2 separate regions of the Homo sapiens genome follow, and region 1 is linked to region 2. A link is an interaction called in ENCODE POLR2A ChIA-PET data of the cell type or tissue named here. Cell type or tissue: MCF 10A. All regions are shown on one strand.

What was found. ChIA-PET counts read pairs that join two places held together with the same protein. Peaks named below come from ENCODE experiments on the same cell type or tissue, not always from the same donor. Only the 100,000 strongest peaks of a DNase experiment are listed, where the experiment ranks them.
Region 1: POLR2A ChIA-PET joins it to region 2 with 5 read pairs; 15 of 35 experiments call an interaction of 5 or more read pairs at or near these places.

The regions. Positions count from the first base shown.
Region 1 is chr5:134,399,340-134,403,339 of GRCh38, reverse strand. It overlaps CDKN2AIPNL (CDKN2A interacting protein N-terminal like), which reads left to right. Exons shown (of 3, transcript NM_080656.3): 3 at 414-1,275. The coding sequence ends at 425. Among named protein-coding and RNA genes, the nearest start is that of CDKN2AIPNL, 11 kb to the left of the region's middle. In MCF 10A, no CTCF peak of the experiment used is centred here; no DNase peak of the experiment used is centred here.
Region 2 is chr5:134,546,220-134,550,219 of GRCh38, reverse strand. All of the region lies in intron 3 of JADE2 (jade family PHD finger 2), which reads right to left. Among named protein-coding and RNA genes, the nearest start is that of JADE2, 23 kb to the right of the region's middle. RefSeq lists an enhancer at 768-1,767. In MCF 10A, no CTCF peak of the experiment used is centred here; a DNase peak (open chromatin) is centred at 2,479.

The DNA of each region.
Region 1 (4,000 bases), 150 kb after region 2:
CCTTCACATCTAAATATCCTGACTCAATGTGAAATGTTGTGAATTACTACCTGAACTGACTGCTTTTAATTTAGAACAATAAGTGTTTGTGTGACTCTGCTTTTAGAACCTTTCACTGCAAAGCATGCCAGAAAAAGTTGTATTTTAAGCATTTCCATTATCACTTTAAATTGTGAACATTTATAGATTGCAAGTGACAAGACAGGAAAATCAAGTTCTGGCTTCCAAATGGATGCTGTGGTCAATGTTTTGCTGAATTTTCTGTATGTTGTAAAATATTAATAATTTCTGAGTATACTTACTGTCTGGATAGTACATAAATATTACATCACTGCTATATTTTAATTTATGAAGATGAATTTGATTCACTGGACTACATGGTTATGTAACCTTTTCTTTTCTTTTTTTCCCAGCATCAAAGCTAAGCCAGAAGATTTATCACATTTTCATCATCAGCTACAGGATTAGAAAGGAGGCTGGGATGAATGTGACATAGACCACAGCAGCTCTCTTAAGACTCCTGGTATTACCAACATAAAGAGGCAGGTGGAATGAGAAGGACTCTGTCTAGATTGGCTTTTTTAACATTCTCATTTTCCCAGGAGTTATCACTGTAAAAGTATGCATGGATATTTATGTATTTATAAATCATGCACTCTAAGATGAGTTCATCAACATTGTAAAAGCCCTCTTTTCTGTTTTCAGGTTTTTTTTTTTCTTATCGACAAGGTCTCACTCTGTCGCCCAGGCAGAAGCACAAAGGTGCAGTATTGGCTCATTGCAGCCTCGAACTCCTGGGCTCATATTTTCAGGGTTTTTTGTTTTTTGTTTTGTTTTTTTGAGACAGAGTCTTGCTCTGTTGCCCAGGCAGTAGTGCAGTGGCGCGATATATTTTCAGTTTTTAAACGTCAGAATTTTTGTTTAAAATGCCTTTTTGGGCTGGGCACAGTGGCTTATGCCCATAATAATCCCAGCACTTTGGGAGGCCGAGGTGAGCAGATCACCTGAGGTTAGGAGTTTGAGACCAGCCTGGCCAACACGATGAAACCCCGTCTCTACTAAAAATACAAACAAAATTAGCTGGGCATGGTGGCGGACATCTGTAATCCCAGCTACTCAGGAGGCTGAAGCAGAAGAACTGCTTGAACCTGGGAGGTGGAGGTTGCAGTGAGCCAAGATCGCACCATTGCACTCCATCCTGGGCGACAAAAATGAAACACCGTCTCAAAAAAAATAAAAATAATAAAATAAAATGCCTTTTTGTTGTTGATGTAATAATGGCAGGTAATTAATTTTATAGTTTAGATTTTTCAACAATGTACCTTTAAGTGCGATTCTCTTTTATGGCCTTTTTCTTCCCCCACCAAGGCAAATCAGATCCTTTAATTCCTATTTCCACCTGAAATTTATACCATACCTATACCATACCCAACTACCACACATACTCATCCTTTTTTAAGAAATGAGAATCAAATCATAGACTTGAAGTACCCACCAGCTCACGGGAAGAGGCAGCCTACCAAAAAGCATCTGGCCTTAGTTTAAAACGAATTGACACAGGATTCCGGGGCTTCGTCCGGTCAGCCAGTTGATTTGTAAATTCTGTCTCCCAGACTGCTTTTCTGGAGGAAGCCTGAGGCTTGGGTCTTCTAGACTTGAGGAGCCACCTTGCACATAGCCTCTTAAGAAATACTTGTTGCAGTCCTGCTTTGCTCTGTGATTTTGGTCTTAATGTTCCTCAGCTAAGTGTCTGTTCTGTACCCCCTCTCTGCTCCTCTTTCTTGTTTAGTCCCCACCATTAAGGAAATAGGTCTAGGCATAAATACTGGGAGAGGGGCTTCATTTGGGAGGCAGTAGTGTAAGTTTATTACAGGAGGGGTCACTCAACAGTGGTAGGCACTGTGCTTGGTACTAGTGATAGTGGCAAATAAGAGACATTGGACCCTGCAGGCCGGGTGTGGTGGCTCACACCTGTAATCCCAGCACTTTGGGAGTCCAAGGTGGTCAGATCACAAGGTCAGGAGTTTGAGACCAGCCCAGCCAACATGGTGAAACTCTGTCTCTACTAAAAATACAAAAATTAGCTGGGTGTGGTGGCATGTGCCTGTAATCCCAGCTATCCAGGAGGCTGGGGCAGGAGACTCGCTGGAACCCAGGAGACAGAGGCTGCAGTGAGCCGAGATTGCACCACTGCACTCCAGCCTGGGCGACAGAGCAAGATTCTTGTCTTTTTTTTTTTTTAAAAAAAAGAGGCCGGGTGCGGTGGCTCATGCCTGTAATCCCAGCACTTTGGGAGGCCGAGGCAGGCAGATCACCTGATGTTGGGAGTTCGAGACCAGCCTGACCAACATGGAGAAACCCCGTCTCTACTAAAAATACAAAATTAGCCAGGCATGGTGGCACGTGCCTGTAATCCCAGCTACCAGGGAGGCTGAAGCAGGAGAATCGCTTGAACCTGGGAGGTGGAGGTTGTGGTGAGCTGAGATCGCGCCATTGCACTCCAGCCTGGGCAACAAGAGTGAAACTCCATCTCAAAAAAAAAAAAAAAAGAAAAAAAGAAAATGCATTTTCCTAATTTGAGTAGGAAGCTATGAAAAAAAGAGAAGAAGAAAATGCATTTCCATAGGTTTGTCATCGTGAATTCCATTTCTTTATATGATATGAAGCCCTGATAAAATAATAATAGCCTTTCAGGAATGCATCCACTGCATAAAGCAAGTTTAAATTGTGGAATGACTTCCCTTCAATTGCTTTTATTTATTTTTGTTTTTTCAGAGCCGGGGTCTCTCACTCTGTCACCCAGGTTGGAGTGCAGTGGTGTAATCATAGCTCACTGCAGCCTCAAACTCCTGGTCTCAGGTGATCCTCCTCCCAAAGTGCTAAGAATACAGGCAGGAGCTACTAAACCCAGCCTCCTTTAGTTTGTTTTTGAAGACTTCCTAGTTAATCAAAATCAAGTTTCAATTTTCTAATAGGTTTTCTCTCATTGTTTCCTCACTTAAACTGCTTTTCTTCTCATCTTTTACAATTTCTGTGGCTATCTCACATATAAAATTAACCAGTATTTTAGAATTTCATCTTTTATTTCTGGAATAGAAAGTGGCAAAGAAATCTAAATGTTTGCATTTCAGCAATACTTGTGGTATAGATAAAATGGCCCACTGTCAGCCTTGAAACAGTACCTTCTATCACATAGTTCATATACAGTCTTGCTGAAGACTTGGAGTGAAGATAGAGTGAGATCATAGGAAGGGACAAGTAATAAATAGGAGGAGAACTTTTTTTTTTTTTTTTTTTTTTTAAGATGGAGTCTCTCTCTGTCGCACGGGCTGAAGTGCAGTGGCGCTATTTCGGCTCACTGCAACCTCTGCCTCCCAGGTTCAAGCAGCTCTCCTGCCTCAGCCTCCCGAGTAGCTGGGACTACAGGCATGCGCCACTATGCCCAGTTAATTTTTGTATTTTTAGTAGAGACAGGGTTTCACCATGTTGGTTGGCCAGTATGGTCTCGATATCTTGACCTTGTGATCTGCCTGCCTTGGCCTCCCAAATTGCTGGGATTACAGGTGTGAGCCACCACGCCTGGCCTGGAGAACTTTTTTTTTTTTTTTTTTGTAAATCCAAACTACACCTAGAAAACTGCTTTCTGAAACATTCCTTAGTCTGTGGCTCACCTAATAATCCTCACTCAACCTTATCAGGAGGTAAGGATTCTGTCTGAACTCAGGATCCATTTGGATCGGTGGCCTACCTATGGGCAATGAGAGGAATCATATTAACTGTCACTGTCCATCCTCTGAGTCTTTGTAGTTTGTAGTAAAATACATACTGTCCCATATAAAAAATGAGAATTGTGTTACCCTAAATGTCAGATAATTTGGTGTTTCCCAGCTCTCCAGCTCTAAAGAATCTCTGCTGGGTATCCCTTTATGTCTGGAAGGAGACTGTCAGCTTCTGGTATCTGAGACCTGTGTGCCCTATAACATCTAGTTATGGCTATCGT
Region 2 (4,000 bases):
AATTGTTAGGACTAACACCCTAACATTTAATTAGGGTGCCAGTGTGAAAAAATTAAAACCAGATTACAATTAAATGCTAATTAAACAGAAGATGGAATGTGGCTAAGATTTCACAGCCCAGATAATTTGCATATCTTATTAGCAAGTAGTAAGACAGTTAATGCAAAAGGGCACACTCAGGCACTGCGTGCTTTTAGGGGGCCCTTCAGTAGGGGCCTGTGCCAGCGAAGGCCTCTGGAGACTCTCCTGAGCTCAGTAGGGCTGGGGCTGGGTTATTTCCCTGTGGGCCCCAGCACAGGACCTGGCAAGGAAGAACTGACCCCAAAGTGATTCATAACTACCTCAACGTTCTCCCCACCCAAGCAAGCCAAGTGCTGCATCATCCCAAGCCCTGTTGCTCTGAAGCCATGGAGAACCACACACTTGGGACAGTGCATCATTCTGCCCCAGAAATCAACCCTACAATAGCCCAGTGTCACTATGTGCCCTCTAAAGAGGCATAGGTGGGTTAGAAACCTTTTGCTGTTCTCTCATCCTGGGCTGTAACTTTTTTTTTTTGTTTTGAGACAGAGCCTTGCTCTGTTGCCCAGGCTGGAGTGCAGGTGCACAATCTCGGTTCACTGCAGCCTCTGCCTCCTGGGTTCAAACGATTCTTCTGCCTCAGCCTCCCAAGTAGCTGGAATTACAGGTGCCCGCCACCTTGCCTGGCTAATTTTTGTATTTTTAATACGGGGTTTCACCATGTTGGCCAGGCTGGTCTCGAACTCCTGACCTCAAGTGATCCACCCACCTTGGCCTCCCAAAGTGCTGGGATCACAGGTGTAAGCCACCCGCACCTGGCCTAGTTTTTATATTTTTAATAAAGACAGGGTTTCACCATGTTGGCCAGGTTGGTCTTGAACTCTTGACCTCAAATGATCTGCCTGCCTCAGCCTTCTAAAGTGTTGGGATTACAGGCGTGAGCCACCGCGCCCGGCCCTGGGCTGTAACTTAACTGTCGCCTCCTCAGGGATTCCTTCCTGATCACCAACTGAGGGAGTGCCAACTGCCTGACTGAGCCACTTTCCATCTCACCCCTGCCTCATTTTCTTTCCAGCACTTACACTCCTGAAAAGTACCTGGTCGACTCACATTGCTGGTTTCTTGTCATCTCCCCTGCCATGCCTTGTCCTGCTGTCGGCTATATTCTCAGTGCCTGGCACTGCATACGAGGGCCTCTCTGGGGAATTTTCTGATGAATCTGAGGCCCCTAGCTGGCTCCTGGCAGTGCTTTCTGAACCCCCATAAGCAGGATGAGATACCTCATGGATATACCCAGTGGCCAAAATCCCCAAACACATGGACCTGAACAAGCGCCTCTGAGCAACAGGCAGCCTTTGTTCTGCTGGGCTTTAAGCTCAAGGACCAGCATTCAGCCCAGGCTGGAGTGGGTGAGACCAGAGTGTCCCACCACACCAGCTGGTAAGATGTGGTCCAGACCCAGAACCAGGCCTGGCACTGAGAACTCAGGGCAGGAAGGGCTCCCAGGGTCAACTTCAGAGTCCCTTCCCACTACAGTTAGGGAGATTGTGGGAAGACAAAAGAGTCTCGTTCCAAGAGAGTTCCACGTTTCATCCTGGGTCATGCAGGGAGCAGGTGGCAGACTGGACACTACGGGCTCTAGCAGGCAGGAATCATGGACGCACAGGGAGGGCAGCACTGTCTTAATGGTGTCAGCCCATGCTTGCAGAGACTGTGTGCAGAGTGACAGTGTAAACGCTGTTCCTGAATTAATCTATTATTAGCCCCTCCACCCACTCTGTGAGGTAAGTACTACCATCATCCCTATTTTACAGTTGAGAAACCTGGGACTCGGGTTAATTAAATCACCCACCCAAGGTGTGCGTGCTGGAAGTGGCAAATGAACCCAGGCCAACACAACTCCTGCCCCTTTTGGCCATGTGCTCACTGCCTAATGCCCTTGAGTTAACTTGATGCCAAATCAGGTGACTTCTCCAAGGGTTGAAATATGCAAATCCGACTGTGGTCTTTGCAAGTTCCGAGGCCTCCAGTCGCTCTCCACTGTCCTCCCACTGTGCCCACACTGAACTGCAGAGCCAATGAGGCCCTGTGACCACACGGATGCACTTGCAGTCTCCCAAGCACATTTAACCCTTTGCACACGGGAGAACGCTGCCTGGGACACTACTCCCTTGCCAGAGTAAAGCTGGCACACTTCATCCTTAAGGTCTCAGTCCAGCCCACATCTGCTCTAGGAAGGCTTCCCCAATCCTAGGCTGGGTTTTGGGCTTTGTCTGAAGTTCTACGGCCCCTGTGTTAGAATCTCCTGGTTTTTTGCCATGTCTTCCCCACTAGAAGGGGAGCTCAATGAGGTCTGGCTGAGCCGCAGGGCTGGAGCCCAGCAGTGCAAGCAGGGTCTGGCACATGCTAGGTGCTGAGAAATCTTGAATGACTCAAGATCCTTCCATGGGCCAGCCACCTCCTTCTTTGGTTGCTGTCCAAGACTACAGCTGGGTACTCCATGCCTTCCAAAAGAGCCTCTGTGCATTTATATAAAAACTGCCCACAAATATGGCAGCCAATTGTAACCTAAACATCATTTTGTGTTGAATTTCCAGGAGGCAGGCTTGGAAAAGGCTTAAATGTTCTCCTAAAACTCCTTTGAATGATTTATGAAAACTAAATAAAGAATAAAATGGACACTGATGAACGAGAAGCCTTGCTGTGGCAAGAAAGTTGGAAGCTGGAAAACAAGCAATTTTCTTAGAATGTGAATGTTTACTATTTTTCTCTCTTTTGGCAGAAATTGACAAATTGTCTTTAAAGGTCTGCTGCCTAGCAACCAAGTTCTGCTGAGCTGCTTAGGAGATGTTAATTGTAGCTTCTTCAAACAGTATGAAGAAATGTTTAAAGGCTTCAAACTCTAATTGAATCACCAATCTGAGTGCTAGGGGTGCCAATGCAGCCCTGGAGGGGGCTAAAGAGTCTGCTCTGCCCAGATGTAGGGACGCTTCTCCAGAAACACATCACATGGCCTTGCCTTCACGTCTTTTTCTGAGACTGCAGATCACAACCATTCAAAAGTCTAGCTTTCTGTACCTATTTCCCTAGGAAGAACTCTGCAAGAAAGCAGAGCATGAGTGACCTCCAAGAGCAAATAAAGATAGTGACAAAAGGCAACTTTCACTGTGCACTAACCACATGGCCAGTAGACACCAGGCTACAAGGTTTAATATACAATCTCAAGATTTGTAGCTAAGATTTGAACACTTCATCCTGGGACTTTGGTTCTCTGCTTCCTTTTCTCAAGGGGTGAACTACTGTATCACAGAGTATTTCAAACTAAGAGGCACCAAGAGGAAATTTAGTTACTTAAGAGAAAAGCTCCAGCAGTTACCACACTACAAAATATAATTACTTGTGTAATTATATATACACATTTTTTTTTTTTTGAGACGGTGTCTCGTTCTGTCACCCAGGCTGGAGTGCAGTGGTGTGATCTCGGCTCACTGCAACCTCCGCCTCCCAGGTTCCAGCGATTCTCCTGCCTCAGCCTCCTGAGTAGCTGGGATTACAGGCACCGGCCACCGCGCCCAGCTAATTTTTATGTTTTTAGTAGAGACAGGATTTCACCATCTTGGCCAGGCTGGTATCGAACTCCTGACCTCAAGTGATCCACCCACCTCAGCCTCCCAAAGTGCTGGGATTACAGGTGTGAGCCACCACGCCCAGCCTATTTGTGCAATTATATTTTTAATGTCCATCTCTTCTAATAGTCAAGCTGCAAGAAGACAGGGACTGCATATGTCCTGTTTATCACTGTGCCTGCTTTTGGCACAGTGTTTGACACACAGCAGGTACTCAAGAAATGCTTGTGGAACAAAAATTAGCCAGTTATGGTGGCTTGCCTGTAGTCCCAACTACCTGGGGGGCTCAAGCGGGAGGACTGCCTGAGCCCAGGAGGTAGAGGCTGCAGTGAGCTGAGATCATGCCACTGCAC